Linked DNA regions of Homo sapiens: region 2 is linked to region 1. Evidence: read pairs that join two places in POLR2A ChIA-PET (ENCODE). Cell type or tissue: OCI-LY7. All regions are shown on one strand. Each heading gives the region's core, and the rest is flanking DNA. Links, peaks and the distances in the headings are about the cores only.

What was found. Peaks named below come from ENCODE experiments on the same cell type or tissue, not always from the same donor. Only the 100,000 strongest peaks of a DNase experiment are listed, where the experiment ranks them.
Region 2: POLR2A ChIA-PET joins it to region 1 with 6 read pairs; 2 of 35 experiments call an interaction of 5 or more read pairs at or near these places.

The regions. Positions count from the first base shown.
Region 1 is chr22:33,110,441-33,114,835 of GRCh38, forward strand. It overlaps LINC01640 (long intergenic non-protein coding RNA 1640), which reads left to right. Exons shown (of 4, transcript NR_134617.1): 3 at 1-203. It also overlaps a transcript of LARGE1 not described here. Among named protein-coding and RNA genes, the nearest start is that of LINC01640, 4.1 kb to the left of the region's middle. RefSeq lists an enhancer at 1-998. In OCI-LY7, for the core only: no CTCF peak of the experiment used is centred there; DNase peaks (open chromatin) are centred at 1,231 and 2,381; H3K4me3 peaks cover 1,086 bases; H3K27ac peaks cover 3,474 bases.
Region 2 is chr22:33,160,935-33,165,329 of GRCh38, forward strand. LARGE1-AS2 (LARGE1 antisense RNA 2) reads left to right here and starts at 3,352. Exons shown (of 2, transcript XR_007068069.1): 1 at 3,352-3,436. It also overlaps a transcript of LARGE1 not described here. In OCI-LY7, for the core only: no CTCF peak of the experiment used is centred there; no DNase peak of the experiment used is centred there.

The sequences.
Region 1 (4,395 bases), core at 102-4,101:
CAGGAGCCAGTTTGATCCTCTGACATTGCTGTGTGTGGATATGAGTTCTGGGGATACTGCAGCCACCTCACAAGAAGCTTGTGCGTGACACTGGTGCAGCGGTGGGAATGGCCAGGAGCATCACAGAGACCACTGGATAAAGCCAATCCTGAAGCTTCCTGCTATGTGGGCCAACAGATGTCCTTATTGTTCCAACGGTCTGAGTAAGAATTTCTGCACAGTTCGCACAGCGCGGAATTTGGTTCCAAGTCCAAGTCCAAACTGGGGCTACTCCCCAATCCGTGCCTTCCTACCATGCACGGCTGCAGACTTGGTTCTTCTAGTTGTTTACCATCTGGCAGGAGGTTTTTGGCATTCTGTTGTAGTGGCAGATTTGGTCATCAGTCACAATGCCAAGCTGATGGTGGTTTGAGTCATTGCTTTTCTGTTGGCCTATTTCTTTCATAATAAATATGTATCGCTTAGATAATAAAAACAACAAAGGGGAAAATTCCATGTGAGGCAGAGGTAAACAAAAAAGCTCTGCTTTTAGGAGGCTTATATAAAGATCAAGCTGTATGATGTGTGTTGAGCATGCTTTAAAGAATGCCAAACTGGGTGGGGCCCAAGACAGATAAAAGACACTAAGCCTTTTATCATACCACTAGGCACCAGTGACTTTTGAGACCTGGCAATTAATTAGGAGGAGCTGGTTGTAGTTATTATCAAACCTCCCTAATTTCCCCAAGTGAATGGGTGAGGGCTGGGTTGAGGAGAGATGGGGGAGAGGTGGTAAGAATCCTCTGAAGCCCATTTCTGGAACCTTGGTTTCTCAGGATCGCCGCTTCCTTGGTGGATTTCCTTTCTGCTCTCCTCCAAGTGTCCCTTGTGAGACTCTGACTCCGTAGGACTGGCCCCAGCTAACCCTTTGTTGCTAAGGATGTATCATCTTGCTGGGCTTTACCAAGGGCGTTAATAAAACAGCTTCTATGATTATAGCCACACAAAGGTAGGCAAGGAAAAGACCCTAATTTGGAAAGCAGAAACCCACTCTGCAGCTGGAGCCCAACTCCTGACCTTCCCACCCCCAAAGGCATAGGATAAGATTCCTTTCCCCTAGCTGATTGGATTAATTTCAGCCTCACTGACAATTCCCCCCGTCCAGACTCATTTATCTACTGTTGTTTTTAACCTCAAAAAACGTCATGGCAACAAAGATCAGAGGAAAGATCACAGTGTCGAGTCAGAGAGACATATGCATTTGCATCCCACCTCTGCCTCTTGCTAGAACTCTGATTTTGAGAAGGTTGCTTGAGGTCAGCTCCCTCATCTGTAGGGGGTTGTGATGAAATAAATGATGTAATAGAAACCTTATAAATGCATGAAATTACTGAGGAATTTATGTGCTTCTGGAGGAATTATGGGGCGGGGAAGCAAGAGAGATGCCTTTATTTTCTCCCAGGAATGACAGTGGAAAGCAAGGAAGAGTGTTACAACTGAGGGAACAGACAGTGGAAGGCCTGGGGACAAATAAAGTCCAATATAGCTGGAACGTAGAATATGGGAAATAAATGAAGGCTTGAGATCTGAGGGTTCAAAGCCATATAAGGACTTAGCACATTATCCCAAGAGAAGGGAGGAGCCATTGAAGGGTTTTAAGCAAGGGAATAGCTTGACATGTGTTTTTAAAACTTTACTGTGCCTGTGTAGAGAATAGTTTGCAGGGGGTCAAGGCTGGAGCTGGCAGCCCAGTTAGGAGGCTGATGAACTAGTCCAGAGGATGGGTGGTGGCCTGAGCCAGAAAGACAAAAGTGGGATCGAGAAAAGTGGATGGCTGTGCCACTTGCTATGGCTTCAAGGAAGTTACTTAACCTCACTTAAGTTACTTAACCTTCACTGAGTTAAGTCTCACATTTTTCCCCATTGTTTATGGAGGACAGTAATAGTATGTGCATCCTAGAGTTTTTAGGGGATTAAACGAGAGAATGCATATACAGCGCATAGCACAGCATCTGCCACATCGTATGCGCTGGCAAGATGGAAGCGACTATTACCATTGTTAGTAGTGGAAGTCATGTTGGCAAATATCACAGGGCGCATTCGGGGCATGCTGCTTAAATGAATGAAATAAGTGAATAGACAGTGAGTGCCAGAAAAGGCCCTTTTCAAGACTGAAATCTTGTTTAAAAGGTATAAATAGTCCTGGTGAGGAAGGACAGAGAGAGGTAGGAAGGGTTGTTGTGTAAAGAGGTCAATGTGCTCTCTTGGTGAGCTCTTCTGAGAGTTAGGACACAAAGAGAATGTGTCCAAATGGTGAACAGGTGGGGCAAGCAGGCTGGAGTCCTTTTGAAGAGGGTCAGGAAACAAAAGCCTGCAAGCAGCACAGATGTGTGAAAAAGCTATTTTTAGTCTGGTACAAAAAGCCCACAGGAGAAGTACCACCCCTAACCGTAGTCCTCTTTGTCTCTGTCTTCTCTGCCAGGAAAATCAATCATCATGTCAGGAGGGCAGGTGTTAAAATTGGTCAGAGGAAATAAAAATCCAAGAGAAATGAAGATACAGTGAGAGAATGTCATGCTCTATTAAATGCATTCAAGTCTCGTTGCTCAGAGAAATGACATGTTAGGGTTCAACTCAAAATATAAATGTTTTGTTGTTTTTGTAGGTTTTAAAGGAATATATGCTCATTTTAAGACTCAAACTATCAATAGAAACTATTTTAAGCACCAACTATATGGCAGGAAGTAAGTCTAGAGCCTTATGTATATTTACGTCACTTAATTATCTTTTTTTTTTTTTTTTTTTGAGATGGAGTTTCACTCTTGTTGCCCAGGCTGGAGTGCAATGGCATGATCTCAGCTCACCACAACCTCTGCCTCCCAGGTTCAAGCAATTCTTCTGCCTCAGCCTCCTGAGTAGCTGGGATTACAGGCATGTGCCACCACGCCTGGCTAATTTTGTATTTTTAGTAGAGACGGGGTTTCTCCATGTTGGTCAGGCTGGTCTCGAACTCCCGACCTCAGGTGATCCACCCGCCTTGACCTCCCAAAGTGTTGGGATTACAGGCGTGAGCCACTGCACCCAGCCGTCATTTAATTATCACCCAAACTTGTGTGCATATTATCACTTACCCATTCTACAACTAATGAGCCCAAGACCAAGAGAGCTTAAGTGACTTGCCCAGAGTTGCACAGCTTGTTCTATGACCTGCTCATTTGGACAAGTTACTTAATCTCCCTATGCCTCAGTTGGTTCAACTGTTACAGAGGATAAGGACCCAACTGGTTGGGCTGACTTGAGTTTCAAATTCTCTCTCCCAGTAGACTGAAGTGTGCTTAGACATTAGAACCACACTCTCGTTCAAAATCTTCTTTTACAACTTACTAACTTTATGTCTTTGGGCAAGCCATATAGCCGTGTGCCTCAGCTCCTCTTCTGAAAACTAGGGATTTTCTTTTTTTTTTTTTTTGAGACGGAGTCTCGCTCTATCGCCCAGGCTGGAGTGCAGTGTTGCGATCTTGGCTCACTGCAAGCTCCGCCTCCCGGGTTCACGCCATTCTCCTGCCTCAGCCTCCCAAGTAGCTGGGATTACAGACACACAGCACCACGCCCAGCTAATTTTTCTATTTTTTTTTTTTAGTAGAGATGAGGTTTCACTATGTTGGTCAGGCTGGTCTCAAACTCCTGACCTCGTGATCCGCCTGCCTCAGCCTCCCAAAGTGCTGGGATTACAGGCGTGAGCCACCGCGCCCGGCCGAAAACTGGAGATCTTAATAGTGACAATGGGCTGTTGCAAGGATTAAATTAGCTAATAGAGGCTAAATGCTTATAATAGTACCTGCTCTCTCATAGCTAATAGCTGATATTAATATAATTGGTAGCAGTAGTATTTCTATCCTGTCTTGTTAGGACAACATAACTTATCCCAGCAAGGTTCATTAGAAGAAAAAGAACGGACTTCCCAGGGCAGGCAGATCTGTTCTGAGAATTCAAGGAGCTCACACCTGTGAAACACTCAGAATAGTGCCTGGAAAATAGTCATGCTTATGCCCATGTTTAGTTATTATTATCTATAAATTCCACAACACAGCTCTTAACTTCTATTTGCTACTTCTTCACACTGCATTATGCCTAAAAAAACTCATCATCCAGAGACAGATATTGTTGATAGTTTCTTGTGTATCTTCCCTTACTTTTGAAGCAACTGCATAAATGTGTTTCTATGCCAGGTTCACATTTAACTGAGTTAAACATAGTGGGTGTGAACTCTGGCATTGGCAGATAGTGGCTCTGTGGCCTTAGGGAGGTAATTTCACTTGCCTGAATCATAGTTTCCTTATCTGCAAAATGAGGATAATAATCTCATAGAGTGGTAGTGAGGACAAAACATACCATTTTAAGGCACTTAGAACAGAA
Region 2 (4,395 bases), core at 158-4,157, 51 kb after region 1:
CATGTTTTAAAAGTGAGTGTGGTTTTTCCTCTGTATTAGTCCATTCTCATGCTGCTATAAAGAACTGCCTGAGACTGAGTAATTTATAAAGAGGTTCAACTGACTCACAGTTTAGCATGGCTGGGGAGGTCTGAGGAAACTTACAATCATGGAAGGGACCTCTTCACAGGGTGGCAGGAGAGAGAAATGCCGAGCAAGTGGGGAAAAGCCCGTTATAAAACCATCAGATCTTGTGAGAACTCACTCACTACCATGAGAACAGCATGGGGGTAACTGCCTCCATGATTCAATTACCTCCCACCAGGTCCCTCCCACGACCCATGGGGATGATGGGAACTAGAATTCAAGATGAGATTTGGGTGGGGATACAGAGCCAAGCCATATCATTCTGCCCCCGGCCCCTCCCAAATCTCATGTCTTCACATTTCAAAACACAATCATGCCTTCCCAACAGTCCCCCAAAGTCTTAGCTCATTCCAGCATTAACCCAATAAAAGTCCAAGTCCAAAGTCTCATCTGAGACAAGGCAAGTTCCTTCCACCGATGAACTTGTAAAATCAAAAGCAAGTTAGTTACTTCCTAGATACAATAGGGGTACAAGAATTGGGTAAATACATCTGCTCCAAATAGGAGAAACTGGCCAAAACAAAAGGGTTACAGGCCCCATTGCAAGTCCAAAATCCAATAGGGCAGTCATGAGACCTTAAAGTTCCAAAATGATCTTCTTTGATTCCATGTCTTACATTGTGGTCATGCTGATGCAAGAGGTGGGCTTTCACAGCCTTGGGCAGCTCTGCCCCTATGGCTTTGCATAATACAGCCCCCCTCCCAGCTGCTTTCATGGGCTGGCATTGAGTGTCTGTGACTTGGTCTAAATTGTTGGTGGACCAACCATTCTGGGGTCTAGAGGATGAGGATCTCTAGGGGAGGGACAAAATGCTTCCAGTCTGTTTGCTAAAGCATTTCAAGAACCACCTTTATTCCAGTTCCCAAGAAGTTCCTCATCCCCATCTGAGACCACTTCTGCCTGGAATTCATTGTCCATATCACTATCAGCCTTTTGGTCAAAACCATTCAACAAGTCTCTAGGAAGTTCCAAATTTTCCCACATTTTTCTGTCTTCTGAGCCCTCCAAACTGTTCCAACCTCTGCCTGTTACCCAGTTCCAAAGTTGCTTCCACATTTTCAGGTATCTTTACAGTAGCACCCCACTCTCATTATAATGAGATAATACCAATTTACTGTATTAGTCCATTCTCACACTGCTATAAAGAACTGCCCGAGACTGCATGATTTATAAAGAAAAGAGGTTTAATTGACTCACAGTTCAGCATGGCAGGCAAGGCCTCAGGAAATTTACAATTATGGTGGAAGGCACCTCTTCACAGGGCAGCAGGAGAGAAAAGTGCTGAACAAAGGAGGAAAAGCCCCTTATCACACCATCAGATCTCATGAGAACTCAGTCACTATCACAGAACAGCACGGGGGTAACTGCCCCAGTGATTCAATTACCTCCCACCAGGTCCCTCCCCTGACACGTGGGGATGATGGGAACTACAATTCAAGATGAGATCTGGGTGAGAACATAGCCAAACTATATCATCTTCCCTATGACTTTTCTTTCTCTTTACTTAAAGTATCAGAAAAATCATAAATCAGGATCAACTTTGCTGGCAAGGAAGTTACTGATGGCTTGCTTATCTACAGAAGAAAGAATGGCTGCCTGGAGGTTGGGGTGAAAATAGAGGATGTCTGTAAATTGGCACATGAAGCCTTTTCGGGGTGATGGAAATATTCTAAAATTGAATTGTGGCAGTGGTTGCACAGCTCTAACAATTGACTGAAAGTTACTGAATTATACACTTATGACAAAATGTTATGGCACACTAAGTACCTCTTAAAACTTTCATAATAAGGAGATTGTCACCAATTAAAAGGTTAACACTTGGACGTGTATGCTTACAAAGTTCTTTCATTAGTGTTGGAGGTGGATTACAGTCCTCTGGGAAAATTTCCTTTAGTGTTTGCTCATGCCGGTACCCACAAATAGAGGTGTCTTCTCAGATTCTCTTCTCATGTCTATGTTGTAATTGCACTGCTTAATCAATGTGAGTAAAGGGGTGTCTGTCATTCCATGAAAATCCAGCATTTGCATATATTCTCAAATATTATGAGTTTCTTTTAAGTCCAACACTGTACTAGATGCATCATATAAATTATCACAGATCCTTAACACAGTCGTCTTGGGCAGCCCTCATTGTCCCCATGTCGCAGGTTGGAAAAGTGTGCTCAGAAGAACTAAGTAAATTGTTCAAGCTCTGATTCTTTTCGCTATTTACCAATTTGTCACTTGGGCCTTGAATATATTTTCTATAACTCTGTATTACATTTTAAAATGAAGTGTGGTATGCTTTTACTGATGTAGGAAAAAAACCAGTTTCCAACATTTCCAATGACCATCTTTGTGTTTCAATACTCCAGAATGAAGTGAAGGTCTTTGGCTCCAAAATAATTGAAAGCTACTCCACTGTTTGGCATGAACTTGTTCATTACAGGTACATTCACTTAACAGGCTCTCTTTCCACCCTTGTAGAAATACAAAAATAAGACTTAATACAGACGATGGCATGGGCTTAGTAACTACCCCTTTACCCTTAAACAGCTCATTGCCCCTTTACAGGGAAGGGCTAAGTACAGTGTACGGTTTTATCACATTCCAGTGTAAGAAATGCATCGTGAAAAGCAGATGGAGAGGTGATGCTGGAGAGAGAGTGCATAGCTCTCATGGAAAAAGTCTTGTAGGATTTCTTAAACTGGTGATCTCTAGCTATTCTGTAAGAATAAAAAGAAATTTACGATGCAGATATGAGGGAAACATTTAGCAAGTGGTGAATAGTAAATGAAACTCCCAATTGGCTTGTTTTTGAGGAAATTCCATGCTTAATTGTGTGGGCTATCAGTGCCAAATCATAACAAAGATAGCACCACTTAATATATTTACTTAAAGAGTCAAAGGCTTGAGTGTCCTTGAGAAAACCTCTACGTCAGCAGAAGTTCAAGTTTCAGCAAACAATATTAACATCAAATACCAGGTAGCTATAGGTCGCCTTTCTCCCTGTTTGTGCCCCATTAAGAAGGGAGGTAGGAGGAGAGCATGGATATGACCAAACTCAAACTTATTTCTTGGGATTGTGAGTTTGCTGCCCCCTAACAGTGCTGGGAACATAATCCCTCACGAGGAGCAGAAACATCTTGCAGTTTATGTCCGTTTTTATCCATTGATCTCCTGCTGTCGATGTCTGACTTTTCGCTTTGTCTGTTTTATCAGTGGGAGCTGATGTCAACTCTTCAGAAATGTCAAGGTTCTGCAATTCTCATAGATTCCCAGGAGCTCGAAGTTCCCAAGTACGTCTTCCAGGGATGAGCGGCACTCCAGGTGAGAAAATAAAACATTCAGATGTTATTGGTTATTTCTTTTCTTGTTTTTCTTCTATTGAAATATCCATAAACCAGTGAAAATATACAGGTGTTTCTGACAAGCAGTAATAATCAACGTAAGATTTTGTTTTTTTTTTTTATTTTTATGTATATTTTTATTTTTGAGACAGAGTCTCGCTCTGTCACCCAGGCTGGAGTGCAGTGGCGCGATCTCAGCTCACTGCAACCTCTGCCTCCCAGGTTCAAGTGATTCTTCTGCCTCAGCCTCCCAAGTAGCTGGGATTACAGGCACACAACACCACACCTGGCTAATTTTCGTATTTTTAAATAGAGACAGGGTTTCACATGTTGGTCAGGCTTGTCTCAAACTCCTGACCTCAGATGATCCACCTGCCATGGCCTCCCAAAGTGCTGGTATTACAGGTGTGAGCCACTGCGCTCGGCCAAGACAAGAATTAAAAAAAAAAAATTACCACGAACTCTCATCCCAAGCACAGGTAAGCACATAGGTCCTTAAAACATATGCTGAGGAACAGAAAACCAAATACCGCACATTCTCATTTACAAGTGGGAGCTAAACACTGGGTACTCATGGACAAAAAGATGGCAACTATAGACAACGGGGACTACTAGAGGCAGGAGGAAGGGAGGGTGGAAAAACTAACTATGGATACTATGCTCACTACCTGAGTGACGGGACCAATCGTATCCCAAACCTCAGCATCGTGCAATAAACCCATGTAACAAATCTGCATGTGTACCACTGAATCTAAAATAAAAGTTTAAATTATAAAAAGAATAGATGCTTTGATTTTACCCCAGAAGAACTTCGGGGATAGATCCTGAAGAAGCCACAATTTGATGTTTATATGATTAAGGAAAAACCTTGATGATAGTTGAGATAGCATTAAAATTGGTGTGCTCTTTAAAGTGGCATAGTTGCTCTGTGCTCACCCA